Regions from separate parts of the Homo sapiens genome. Here region 2 is linked to region 1. Evidence: chromatin loops called from intact Hi-C (ENCODE). Cell type or tissue: IMR-90. All regions are shown on one strand. Each heading gives the region's core, and the rest is flanking DNA. Links, peaks and the distances in the headings are about the cores only. Region 1 has its middle 72 kb from the start of LINC01066. Region 2 overlaps HSPH1 (heat shock protein family H (Hsp110) member 1).

Region 1 (10,415 bases), core at 3,163-7,162:
AGTGGCTGGGTGCGGCGGCTCACACCTGTAATCCCAGCACTTTGGGAGGCTGAGGTGGGTGGATCACATGAGGTCAGGAGTTTGAGACCAGCCTGGCCAACATGGTGAAACCTCATCTCTACTGAAAATACAAAAATTAGCCAGGTGCAGTGGTGTGCGCCTGTAATCCCAGCTACTCAGAAGGTTGAGGCAGGAGAATCGCTTGAACTCTGGAGGCAGAGGTTGCAGTGAGCCAAGATAGCGCCACTGCACTCCAGCTCAGGGGCAACAGAGCAAGACTCTGTCTCAAAAAAAAAAAAAAAAAAAAAAGAAAGAAAGAAAAAAATATAGTCAAAAGTAATGAGTAATTTAAACAAGACAATGTACTGCCATGATAGCAATTAAAAAGTGCAGAGGAAGAGAACTTTATTATGAAATGCTTAATAAAATGGGAAAACAATTACTAAGGGGAAATGCCAATATGGGGACTGCCTTGAAGAAGACAATGCATTTCCATAATTGCTGCTAAACTGTATAAAAACATCTTGCCTACAGGTTTCCATAAGGCAGAGATCACCATTCCAGGTTATATCTACTGTAACATATTCACTCATCTCAAAGGATCCCTCACAACTCTAAAACAGTCCCACAATTCTATGATTTGTTGAACCATGGGAATGTCCATTGTAGACTATTATGTATAGTTAATCCATCCGTTATGAATGTTTTAAGCTGCAATCCAGACTGCCTGGGTTTGAATCCTCATCCTGCTACTTGCTAACTTTGGCAAGATACTTATCTTTCTGTGTCTCAGTTTCCTCATCCCTAAAAAAGGAATAATGAATAGTGCTTATCTCATAGAGTTATGTTTAAGAGGAAATGGATCAAGAGGCCAGGAGTGGTGGCTCATGCCTGTAATCCCAGCACTTTGGGAGGCTGATGTGGTTGGAGCACACACTTCAGGTCAAAAGTTTGAGATCAGTCTGGCCAACATGGCAAACCCCTGTCTCTACTAAAAATACAAAAATTAGCTTACTGTGGTGGCAGGCACCTGTAATCCCAGCTACCAGGGAGGCTGAGGCAGGAGAATCACTTAAACCTGGGAGGTGGAGGTTGCGGTGAGCCAAGATCCTGCCACTGCACTCCAGCTTGGGCCACAGAGCAAGACTCTGTTTCAAAAATAAACAAGTAAATGGATCAATAACTATAAAGGTATAAAGTTCTTGGAACAGTGCTTGACACATAATAAGAACTTAATAAATGTTTGCTATTATTAAGTAACAGGGAAAAATGACTCATAGAGAATAAAAGGGTTTTCTTTTAACAAACATGTCCGGATATAGGTGGTTGCCCACATGGGTTTAGCTGATTAATGATGTAGTCAAGAGTTTTGAGTCTTCATCCTCTCATTTCACCATCCTTAGCCTCTTGACTTTTTGTCTTTCACACTGTGGCCTCAGGGTCTCAAAATGGCTGCTGTAGCTCCAGACATCTCAATTGTGTTTGGAATCAGGATGAAGAGTGCCAACCAGGGGAGAGGAAAACCAGACAGACAGACACACACACACATACACATACAGAGAGAGGAAAGAGAGGATGTATGTCTCACACTAGTTTCACATTTTATTAGACAAGAAAAAGTTTTCCCAGAGCTCCTCCGCTGATTTCACTTCATTTCACTGGCCAGAACTGGGTCACAATAGGCCCCTGAGATTAGGAGATCTGTGCCTTGATTTTGTTGGGAAGAGGTGGACATCCATGGCGTCTTCCACAGTTCATCATTCCTCATTGCACCAACTGCTTTGTTCCTGCCTTGGCCATGGAAAGGACAGCCTGTCTCAGAGCCCTCATTTGAGTTAATCAATTATTCAAGAACTTTTATGACATGGGACTTCACAGATGCCACCATTTGCCTTCATACATGTTGACTACAAGCAAAGTCCACTTCTTTGTGGGACTGACTTCAAAAGTGCAATATCATATTTTGAAAGGCCGCTCAAGCCCTTACTGGAACACACAGGTTAGTCCTTGGAGCCCTCACCCAGTCAGTTTGTTGAGTCCTCCTCACTGCTGGGGCTCGTGGGACTCTAAAGGAAGCACACTTGCCTTCAGGCTGTACACATCTTATGAGAAAATAAGAGCAGCACACATCAAAAATGGCAGCTACATGCTCGACTTTTCTGGAATCCAGAAAAGAGAGAGCTCAAATGGTCTGGCATATGCAGAGAGGCCCTGAGGATGATTATTGAGGCCTCCGAGAATGAGAAGAATTATATGAGTGAAGGCTATGGGGGCAGGGGGTGATTCCTGACCTAAAAGAGCCTGAGAAAAGGCTCCTAGTTAGAATGAGAAGGATGTGTGATGGTGAGTCATTCTCATCTTTTGAGATTTTTATGTTTTTCCCCTTAGAACTTGGAAGAAGATGCCCAAAATTAAGAACATGCCAAACATTACCATTAACAATGCGGTGCCCTCTCCAAATATAAACTATATCCATTGGAAAGTGCATGGAGACTGGGTTACTCAGGTAAAAAAAAAAAAAAAAGTAAAAGTAAGCTAGAATTTGTGGTAGGATGAGGTGGCTCATGTCTGTAATCCCAGCACTTTGGGAAGGCAAAGAGGAAAGATCTCTTGAGGATAACATGGCAAGACCCCGTCTCTACAAAAAATGTCTTTAAATTAGCCAGGTGCGGTGGTCTACATTTGTAGTCTCAGCTATTTGGGAGGCTAAGGCAGGAGAATCACTTGAGCCCAGGAGTTGGAGGTTATCTGGAGCTATGATCACACTCCTGCACTCCAATCTGAGTGACAGAGTGAAATATTATCTCTGGAAAAAAAAAAAAAAAGAATTTTCCAGCCTGTCCTCTGTCTCTCTCCAGATATATCCCACAAGCAGTCAAATAAATAAGAAATAGTAAGTATTCTTTAATAAGTCACTGCTGGTCTGGAGATAACTTCTCAAACCTAGCTGAAAACAAAAATAAATATTCCGTGAAATACACAGAATAGTATAAAGAATGATACACATCTGTTTTTCTGAAGCTAGTGAAATTAATCAGTTTGAGTTTTGTGCTGTGATTGGCTTGGGAGGGCCTTATCCCAGGTGTCTTTTGAGTCCGAAGGTAGCAGATGGCGTTTCCTTCCTCATGTTGGAGTAAGAGGCAACTCAAATGGCCAGAGTGTCTTAGGACCAGTAATGTGATTACCAATGTGAGATTGACTCCCTGAGACTTCTATTGGCTCTGAGAAGCTATATTTGTATTTCTCAAATGCATAAAGAAGCAAGACAGTGTCCTTTATGTCAAGAGAGCCCAGAAACCACGTGCAGAGTGGACATGGCAGCCGAAGGAACAGGAGGGGAGCAGTGTCCCGAGGATGGCTGTGATGAGAGCAGCCAGTGGGGGAGCACGGTCTCATGCCCACGCCTCTTAACTCTGTCTAAACACATCAGGCTTCGGCCAGGCAGAGAAGGTTCTTAATTATGAAGCCATATGTAAGAAAAGAGTGGTGGGAAATACAATACAATGAAAGGAAAAACGGAAACATCACCAAACATTTGATAAGTGAAAAGGAAAATTAAAGGGAAAGGAAAATTAAAGGGAAAGAAAAATTGGGCCAAGAAAATAGCATTTGTCTAAAAGATGAAAACCAACAAAGTGAATACAAAGAGAAGAAAATTAAGTACCAATCCTGCAATAGAACAGAAATGTGAATTAAGAAAGCTAGGTACAAAAAGAAAACAATAACCTGAAAAAAGAAGAAAGAAAAAAAACAAAACAATAATCTGAATAAACAAGCATACGTAGTAATATGACATGTTTCTCAAGGGTAGCTGGAATGTAGAATGGGGTTCTTTTTTCTTCAACTTTATTGAGGTACAATTTATATCATAAAATTCACTCATTTAAATGTACAGTTTATAAGTGTAATGAGTTGTGCAAGTATTACCATAATCCAATTTTAGAACATTTCCATGACCCTGATAAGATTCCCTCCTGTAGAGATGGGTTCTTGCTATGTTGCCCAGGCTGGTCTCAAACTCCTGGACTCAAGCAATCCTCCTGCCTCAGCCTCCCAAAGTGCTGGGATTACAGGTGTGAACCACTGGCTCCCAGCCACACCCATATTCCTAATAAGGACTTCTGCTGGGAAAGGTGGTCTGAGAGGAGAGGAGCTCCTCAAACCCCACGGAATCTGGTCCCATGCAGCTAAGACTGCCCCTGGCCCTTTCTCAGGGTCCTGCCCAAAAGCCCTGGTTCCCTAATTCCCGCACATTTGTTCCAGAGTCCAGCTCTTGATTTTCAAAGACGGGGGTCGGGGGCAGTTTTATTCCTCCCGGTACGATATTCAGCATAGCCTCCAATTTAAAAATGAGTTCTAGGGAAGGACAAATTGTTTTCTCTGTAAAAGCCCTGCGGCTATGCAGGCAACATTCAGATTTTCTCAGAAAAATCTAAAATAGCCAGTAGAAACTTGAACACGGACTGTCAGAAAGGATACCCAGGCATTGTCTGTTCTAGTGTTCTCCTCAAGCGAGTGTAACGGGAAGAGACCATCACCCACTCCACACTCCACCAGGCTACCTACACGGGTCTGCCCACACAGACGTGTGCTTTTTTGAAACGTTCCTATCTTTTGAGCAAGTGGTTCCTTTCTTCCTCATGAAATGCATTTTGAAAGAATGCTTTAGACGTTTTTACAAACTCTTGTGACCTGTGGGGTGATTTTATTAATTAGCATTTTCTCACTTTTTTATTTCTAGCTGAACTACTAGGATTCTATGAAAGCTGTCATTTCCAGCTCCATCCATGGGCCCAGCGCTCTAGTAATAGGTACTGCTTTTACGCCTATCATGCTTGTGATATGCTCTTTTGGGGTGTTGGGTCCTCGGATGGCTCCCATCTTTGTAGTTTCAGCATTGCGACAGGCATCCCACACTCTGCTAATAACTCCCAGTGCAGCTCAAAAATGTAGCATCCTCCACTGCTTAGTTTGCCTTTAGTTTCATAAGCTTCACACCACGTGGCCGCCAGGGAGGCAGAGTGAGGGAGGGCACTCCTACCACGGGCTTCACACACACTGAGAGCTCCATTACTGTATGTTGACTTGAAATCAAAGCAAAATCCACTGCAAGTCATGTCAGGCTATACCATTTGAGCACCCCTAATGTGCTACATTATGTGAAATATACAGTGATATTGACATGGACGGTTGATATGGGGCATTTGTATGAAATGGAATTTGGAAATTTTTAGAAAATTTTAAGAAAGGCATGCTGGATGTGAGAGCCATAAGTGAAAGCCCAGAACCTGAAGACACGCCGAGTTTCTGGAAGATAGACTTAGAGCAAGTGAATTCCCAGAAAGGCCCAGGGAGAACCCAGCTTCTGACTCACCCTCAATCTTACAGCCCCCAGTGAATCACTAAGTCTGGGCATGGACTTTACCAAGCTGATCTCAGGTCAAAGGAGTGGGGAGGGTGGCAGGGTGAGGCTGTGCTATTCATGTGGGAGTCAGTTTGTCTGGACTAGACTGAGGACACACTCCCTCAGCACCTGGTAGACTTTAAGAGGTCAGACTGATCCAAATTTGAACCAGGAATCGAATGCCTTTACGATGGACCATTCCGTGGATCCCAGGAATCCCTGAAATGGATGCAGACCTCTGGCCAGCCCTGGATCTTCCTAACTGGAATGCTTACTTAAGGGCAGGCACTGTACAAAGTGCCTTACATGTATTACGTTATTTAATCTCCATAACAACCTTATGATTTACAACCCACTTACTATTCACTCCATCTCACAGGTAAGAAAACTAAAGTACAGAATAGTTAAGGCATTTCTTGGGGCCTTTCCCCCCACCACCCCCTACACTGCATTGAGAAAAACCCAGCTCAAACTGACTTGAACAAAAAGGAGAATTTTTTGGACAGCTTATATAACACAGGAAGGGCAGAAAAGCAGCTCCACAGAACAGGGACTCCAATGCTGCTTCATCTCTGTTCCTCCCTCACCTGATTCCCTCTGCACACCGCTCCCCTCAGAGGGCCATGAGCCTTTGCCCTGCTAAACTGCACAGGGACTGGCTGATGCTCTTGGTCCTCAACCACCCCAGGAAGGGTCCTGTTGAACCAGTCTGGCTCAGGGACAATGATGATTCAGCTAACCTAGAAGAGCAGGGGTGGGACGATTCAACTAACCCAGAAGATTAGAGTACAGGAGGGGTGCACTCTCCACAAACAGGGACAGGGAGGGGAGGTTCATTGACGACAGAAAACATGAAGAATGGTACCCTGAGTCACACAACTCAGCTATGGAAGGCTGGGCACATGAACCTCATCTGTCTCCAGAGCCTGTGCATTTAACCCTGGGGCCCACAGCAGGGGCATTACTTGGGCATGTGTTAGAAAGGCAGGGCCTCAGGCCCCACCCCAGAACTGCTAAAGCAGATTCTACCTTTGAGAACACCTGTGGGTGACTTGTGTGTGCATGAGGCATTCTTTAATCACAATAATCTATCATGATGCTTCCTAACAACTTGTCTCTTGAAGACCTTCTTAATTTTTCACACTTACTGTATTAAACTTTATATTCATATTGTGAAGCTTTCGAGAGTATGTTGGAAAGCCCCATCCAGATAGCCAATGTCACTATCATCACATTTAATTTTCAGTTGATACTGATGATGATTCTTTACATGTGTTTGGCTTACTAATTTTAAGTAATTTTCATGTTTGTCAGTGACTCTAAGTCTTGGGTGCCCACTGGAATCATCTGGGGACTTTATAACAGCTCGTTCCCTGGGTTTTATGCTCAGAGATTCTGATCTAATTGGCCTGGGCATTGAGACTTTTAAAAGCCCCTGCAGCGATTCTAATACACAGCCAAGAGCAAAAACCATTATTCAAGGGGGTACAGCCCAGGTATCTGTATTTTTTAGGCACTTCCCAGTGACTTTAGTTCGTAGCCAAGGTCAAGGACCACTCACATGCATTACATGATTTCGTCTTCATGGTATCCCATTGGGTATGAATTGTGCTCATCACCATTTTACAGATGAGGAAACTTAAGCCCAGATAAATTTGCCCACAAGGTCACTTAGCTGAAAGAGAAGGAACTGGGACTCGACTCCAGTTTTTCTGACCCCCAAAGCCAGGATCCCACCTGCCATCCCCTAGACTTGGGCTGTTAAAGCCCTTCAGGTTCCGGGACTTATACTGGGACAGCCTAGTATCAAAGGGAGATTCTGGCCCTGGAGCAGAATAAATCTCTGATCCCAGGAAAAGGAAATGTTATTATTCATCCCTAGGGCATTGAGAAGGTGTAACCTGAGAAAGCTGCCTGAGTTGCTGCCTTTGGTCATCTTTAGGATCTTTGGTTGGGCTCCCTGCCTACCTGAGCAAAAGCAGAAACAGCAGCAGCAGCAGCAACAGAAGACAGGAATCCCTGAAGAGCCCAAACACAGATGGTCCTGCCTGCTGCCCGGCCAGGCCCACCCACTGGGGAGGAGGCAGAAGCAGAGAAGGTCAGCGTTGTGAATTTATAATGGAGAGGATGGTAATGACTTGGGTCACTCTTGCTGGAGATCTTCTCCAGATATTTCATTCACTGGGATTTTCTTCCCTTTTTTCCTAACTGTAACTATCTTTTAGTTACCTTCTCTCCCTCCTCTCCTCCTCCTCCCAGCTCCACTCACCAGCCCCACCCCTGGACTTTAAGGGCCTGGTTTGAACTCACCAAGTGGTGCATTTGTAATGCACAAAATAGTTAACACCATTTTAAGCGACTCAGCAGTCAGCCACCCACACAATGACGCCAGCCATTTCTTTTTTGATGCCTTCCAGCCTAGTGGTGCCTGAGCATTTCTGAGCCTTTGAGAAGGCTGAAATCCTAGTTTTCTCCTTCTTTTTATCTTTTAAAATCTAGTCCCATTTGCCACTGAACATCTGAACATCATGGAGGATATGTAACAACTCATGCCCAAGGTGTCAGCCTTCCGTGGAATATCACCTTGTCGCTTTCCTGCTAGAAGTCTGCTCTGAGCCCCCTCCAGCTCTCTGGTTTATGGCCTAGGAGTGCACATCACATTATCTTTCAAGGAAAGCATCCTTTATAAAGTTCTGATTCACTGACATTTAAGTCACCAAAGTGTTAGAAAGAGATACTCAGTGGTCAAAGAGATTGTTGGGAACACTCATTAGACTTCCTTGGAACTAAGAAATTCGGTTTTCCAGAAAGATAATGGATTGTGTCCTAAGAAATGGAAATTCAGCCTTTGGAGGCTGAAGCAGCTCAAAATCCAGTATTTGTTTGGACACATCAAAAGCAATGACTTCAGAACAAGAAAGTCTTAGTTTTAGCCCCAGCTCAGCCACTAACAGAGCTGTGATGTTAGGCCTCAGTTTCCCCTCTGGCTCAATCAGACAATTGGGTGTGAGCTCTGAGGACCCTTCTAACTCAGATGCAGACTCCTTCTTCTAAAGAAAGTGTTCTGTCCATCTCTTCTTCCTTCTCACATCACAGAAACCTGAGGTCACTACAATTGCTTACAGCTCTAAACTATTATGATTTCATTGAACAAGTCTCTCTTGAGAACTAGACAATCAGACTGTAGAAAGGATTCATGCGGATCGACATCATTCTAGTGACTTTTTGTTGAGTATTTACCATGTGCCAGGCACCATGCTAAGATGAGATACTGAAGCTCAGAAAGCCTTTGGAGTGAAACTCCTGGCAAAAGTTGCCTAGACTCAACCTTCCCAATTCCTCTCCCCACATTCTCTCTAGGAACCCCTCCAACCTACTCTGTGTCCCCACAATGCCACCAAAACCACTCTCATAAGAGTCACCAGTGCCCCTCCTGTTGCTAAATCCACCTACCAATCTTCATCTCATCTGTTGTCAGCATTTGAAGCACCTAATCACCCAGGCTTTCTTCATATACTTCTCTCACTTGAGTTCAAAACCCCAACCTGTCTTGGTTTTCCTTCTCTCCCCTGGTTGCTGCTTCTCTGTCTCCCTTCCTCATCCCTCCACATCTCCCTGACTTGATGTTGGAGCCCCCAGAGTTCAGTCCTCGTTCATCTCTGCTTCCATGTCTGCATCACTCTCTTACTGATATCTCCCAGTATCATTGGTATCTGTCAGCTCCAAATTTGTATCTCTAGCCCAGGTCTCTCCCTGAATCTCAGCCTGGTGTTTCCAGTGATCTTGGCTCACACATGGTTACCTGCACTTGGATAGATAATGGAAGTCAAAATGAATTCCAAACCCGAAACCCAGATCTTCTCCCTCAAACCTGTTCCACCAACTTCCCTGTCTCAGTTGGGGCTAAATCCGTCCTTGCGGTTGCTCAGGCCAAAAACCTAGTGGCCACCTTTGACTTTTCTCTCCTACAACCTGCATTCTACTGTTGGTTCCACAGTCATAATATACCCAGAACCTGCCCTCTTCTCTCCAGCACCGCTGCTACCATCTAGTACCATCATGATCTTCTCTTTTCTGGATTTCAGCAAGCACCTCCTCGCTGGTCTCCCTGCTTCCATCCTGCCCCTTCAGCCTATTCTCTCACAGCAGCCATGGAGATCCTATAAAACTATAGGCCCAAGCCCTCCAGATCCACCAATGGGCCCCATCTCACTCAAACTAAAAGCCAGAGTCTCCCAGGGCCTGTGTGACTCACCCCATTCCTTCCCTTTCTGGCCTCGTCTCTGACCTCTGTTCCTCGCTCACTCACTCCCAGCCACTCCAGTCTCTTTAAATATATTTAGGGCCTTTCCACAGTTTCTCCCCTCTGTGTGGAAGATTCCCCCTGCAAATATCCACAAAGCTTACTCCCTTGCCTTTTTCAAGTCTGCTCAAATGTGACTTCTCAATGAGGCGGACTCTGCTCACTTTATTATCTGTTGGAAATGCCCACCCCCTAGTTCTTGGCATTCCCAATCCTCCTTACTTGTTCTATCCTTGTTTAAATCCATTCATCTAATCACCTTCTCATATACTATATTGTTTACCTGTTGTGTTTGCTGTTTATGGTCTGTCTTCCCTCAAAGACAGGGATTCTTGTCTGTTTTGTACACTGTTGTGTCTCAAGTGCTTAGAATAGTGCATGGCACATAATAGATGCTCAATCAATACTTGTTGAATGAATGTGTTTGTGAAGTTAAAATTCAGAGCTACACCCATCTCTCTCCCAAAGCAGTGGTCGGAAGCAGCACACTCTGGGAAAGCCACAGGTAGGGACAAGCCCATCAGGGGTTTCCTCCTGTGCCTGTCTCATATCTCCCCATTCCCCCGATATGGTTTGGATTTGTACCCCTGCCCAAATCTCATGTCCAGTTGTAATCCCCAGTGTTGGAGGAGGGGCCTGGTGGGAGGTGATTGGATCATAGAGGTGGATTTCCCTTGTGCTGTTTTCAGGATAGTGAGATCTCTCATG
Region 2 (4,000 bases), core at 1-4,000, 80 kb after region 1:
AGGTTTATCCACAAACTTACATCAGTGTCTGGGTTTTCTGGTGGTCTCTGATTCAGACACTCCATGTCAGCTTCAGAAGACATTTCATTCTCCTCAGTTGGGACTTTCTCCACCATAGATGCCGTAGAGATGGTGAAAATGCCATGGGTGTTGACTCGCACTTTGACTTTTACTCTAGATTTTTCTCCATCTTTCTGTGCAGAAACATTCTGAACTACAAAGCGGCCTAGAACAACAACAACAAAAATCACAAAATCACAATTTATTTAGAATTAAGTCTAAATCTCTGTAGAGGAGGCCAGGTGGGTGGTTCATGTCTGTAATCCCAGCACTTTGGGAGGCCGTGGTGGGTCACTTGAGCCCAAGAGTTTGAGACCAGCCTGGGCAAGATAGTGAGATCTGTCTCTACAAAAAAAATACAAATTAAAAAAATGAATAATAAATTAGCCGAGCACAGTGGCATGCGCCTGTAGTCCCAGCTACTCAGGAGTCTGAGGCGGGAGGACTCCTTGAGCCCAAGAGTTCAAGGTAGCATTGAGCTATGATCACATCACTGCACTTCAGCCTGGTGACAAAGTGAGACCGTGTCTCTTAATAAATCAATAAAAATCTATCTGTGTAAAGGAGACAGATAAGAAAAATACAAAGGCTAAAAAAATAACACTTGAGAACTGCTATTGTAAAATCTTCTACCTAGTCTTTACCAAATTGAAGTCCTCTAATATATACTATAACTATGACCTCTTAAAATATATACACTTGAAATTAATCTTAGCATGCCATAAAAACTTTCAAAGGTAAGGGCACTCTTATAACTATTTTAACACTAGGCAAACACTGAATCTAAGATACTGATAACAAGCAGTCCTTGTCTCCTCCTACCCTACTTCTCCAGATGGGTGAGCACAAACTGGACATGAAAATTTGTTTGCAAGCATAAGGAAGATGATAGCAAGCACATGCTGAATTTTAATCCTATAACCTTTTAAAGAGTACCATTCTCTTGGTTAAATAATCAAAACATTTAGCTGTTTTAAATAAGGGAGGTGAGCCAAAATCTGTATGAAAGCCTGAAATTATTATGTACAATACAGTGGGGTTCCAGAACATTACTAATGGTTAAAAGTGTAGACTTTAATCCAGACTGTCTGGGCTTGAATCCTGGCTGTGTGACCTGTTACAAAAGTTACCTTTCTATACCTCTGAGGATTAAGTACAGTGAGCACTTACTACAGAACCAAGTGCTAGGTGTAAGTTATAGCCACAAGTAAGTACTGTTACTCCAGAGACCACTGAGTCAAAAATAAGTATTTTGAACCTATTATGTGCAAAGCTCTAAATGGAATTTAACTGCCTAGTATTTAAAGTGCTGTCTATATAAACACACAGAACTATAGATTTAATTACAATGTCACTGAAAGATGAAGGAATACACCTTGATTAATTGTCAAATCAGTAGTTCAGGAAATATTTGCCAAAAGATCCATCTATCTAAAGAAACAGCATTTACTCTGGAAAGTGGGATGTAAGATGGCTCAAGCATGTACGACGTTTTCAGTTTCAATCAAACATGAAAAATTAGATGCCATGCCAAAGAGCTGGGATTTTATCTTCCACACAGTAACGAGTTAATGCACAGATTCCAATTTATCAAAATCTTACAAGTCTACATGCAATGATTTCTTTTCCTAAAAATAAATTCATGAAAACTGTTTTTAACAATACACCACAACTCTGGGTCAGAACATTTTAGCCTTTAAAGTAGTAAGAAAGAAAACACAACTGATCAGGTTGGACTCCTTCAAACAATTTATTTATGAAAAGGTGTGAGGCAAGGGTACGTCCTGAAAAGACCTAGCAATATTGGCAAATTTCACCTATGGTCTGGGAAAGAGAGTTACTATGGGTAAAAGTAGATGGATGGTGTCAAGTGTCCCCCCAAAATATGTACCAAAAAAAACTTATCTTTAGAAAAGATAACACAAAGGTACACTTGAGAAGTAGATTCACAATGGTCGCTGACTCAGGTTTTAAATTAGAAGTAACAGACTGCAAATTACACTTAATCTAGAGAAAAAGTTAGTATTAAAAGCACGGATAATCCTTTATATACAGACTGTATCAGAACAGTGAAAATATTAAAGTGTTCATATATATATACACACACACATACTTTTAAGTAACAGCAGAACTCCAAGTAACAGAACTACCAAGTCATTCTATCTCTAGACCAGCTGACTCCTCAATAAAATGAAGATATTTCTCCATCACCATTATTCTAAACAGAAAATGTCTTCACACAGAATTATGTTCCCCTCAACATTACTAAGAATAAGACAACTTTTAAAGTTTGTACAATGAGTGAGAAGCTAAGTCTTTAACTAAAAGAGTAAAATATACACAATGAACTCCTTACCTATTTTTGCTTCTGGATATGGAACTCCTTGGGGATCAGAATAGAAAGCTTCTAGCTCAAAAGGCCCCCTTCTCAGAAAGGTGAGAACTTTGGAGAAAGGAGCAGCATGGTTTCGACTAAAGACTTCATGAACACTAGAGAGAAAAGAAAAAGGCATTCAGCAGATGAAGAACTTAAAATATGCTTACTGTGCTACACAAACAGAAAAGAGGCTTTCTAAAATCTTTATCAATTCTATCTCATCATTTACAATACCAAAATGAGAGAAATATTTTGGTAGATTTGGTTGTTCAAAGATTCCAGGTAAATTAATGACTACTAGAGAAGTCATTTGTTAATGACTCTACTAGAGAAGTCATTTGTTAATTTTTCTTCTTTACATTATAGTATCTGAATGTTATTTTCTGCTACATACCCTTCAGTATCTTCTGAATCATGGTTCCAGATCAGAGATATTGGAAAAGGAACTGCATCTGTGACGGAAAATTCTCTAACTTTAAATGCCGGGGAAAGTATTGCACACTTAAAAAAAAAAAAAAAAATCATGAGCACATGAACACTTCCCAGTCATCTTTTAATATAAAACTCAATTCCAATGGATGGACAGGGTTTTCAAAAAAAAAAAAAAAAAACAACTCACATTCCAGAATTGTTTCCAGTATATTTCATCTAAACAAAGAATTTATTTTACCATCTAAATACTATGCCAATTACTAGGTACAAAGACAAATAATATATCTTAGGATAACGACAATTAATCAATAACAGGTTTCACAGGGGATTAGGAAAAAAGCCTGGTCTTTCTAGAAATGCCTTGCTGATAGCAATTTCAAATTGTATCACTTTTGAATATGTATAATACATACATACATGAACAGTTCTGTCTACACTGCTTTCCAAATGTCTGAGAAACCCCCCAAAGGGCCATAATGTTCATATTTTTAAGTAATTTTGTAAATGAAGCAAGCAATGGTAAATTCAAATTTGGGAAAGGCAACACCCAACAGATAGGTGGACAATTCCCTATTTAGACAGGACATATAAAAATAACTAAATAGATGATTAAGCTAAATAGACCAAAAAAGTCAATTCATCATTTACTATAGGATCCTTCAAAAGAGAGGCCAAAATTAGCTCTACTTCTGAAGAAAATATAAACTTCCATCATTTGAAGGAATCAGTTAATTAAGGAGGCATATTCCATTATGAAGAAAAAAGCAAAAACAAAAACCCCATAGAACAGGATGGATAATACAATGGATTATTATTAATATTTAGTATCTACATATTCTTCCTTTTATAAGTATACAAAGGCAGTCAGTCACTCTAAATACCTTTGTTTACAGAATCCTGTTTCATATTTTAAAAACTGCTACTAGCTTAAAACTCAAATGTTAACTTGAAACTTTATTTAAAACTATATTTAGATCTTGACTATAATATCCTAAATATAAACTAATTATTTTCTTTTTTTAACCGAATAACTTCTAGATTTGGTGTTTTTCACCAAACTAACTTCATGCTTCTGGGCTGCCTTTTTATCTGATAAGCAGATTAAAAATCAATTTGGGGATAAGAGAGGGT

The links. Hi-C counts contacts between places; a loop is a spot of excess contacts. Peaks named below come from ENCODE experiments on the same cell type or tissue, not always from the same donor. Only the 100,000 strongest peaks of a DNase experiment are listed, where the experiment ranks them.
Region 2: a loop joins it to region 1, with 2.4 times the contacts of the local background. A loop is called at or near these places in 1 of 110 quality-filtered maps.

The regions. Positions count from the first base shown.
Region 1 is chr13:31,062,590-31,073,004 of GRCh38, forward strand. No RefSeq gene overlaps it. Among named protein-coding and RNA genes, the nearest start is that of LINC01066, 72 kb to the left of the region's middle. In IMR-90, for the core only: no CTCF peak of the experiment used is centred there; a DNase peak (open chromatin) is centred at 5,402.
Region 2 is chr13:31,145,543-31,149,542 of GRCh38, forward strand. HSPH1 (heat shock protein family H (Hsp110) member 1) reads right to left here. Exons shown (of 18, transcript NM_006644.4): 9 at 2,832-2,938; 10 at 2,417-2,550; 11 at 21-226. Among named protein-coding and RNA genes, the nearest start is that of HSPH1, 14 kb to the right of the region's middle. In IMR-90, for the core only: no CTCF peak of the experiment used is centred there; no DNase peak of the experiment used is centred there.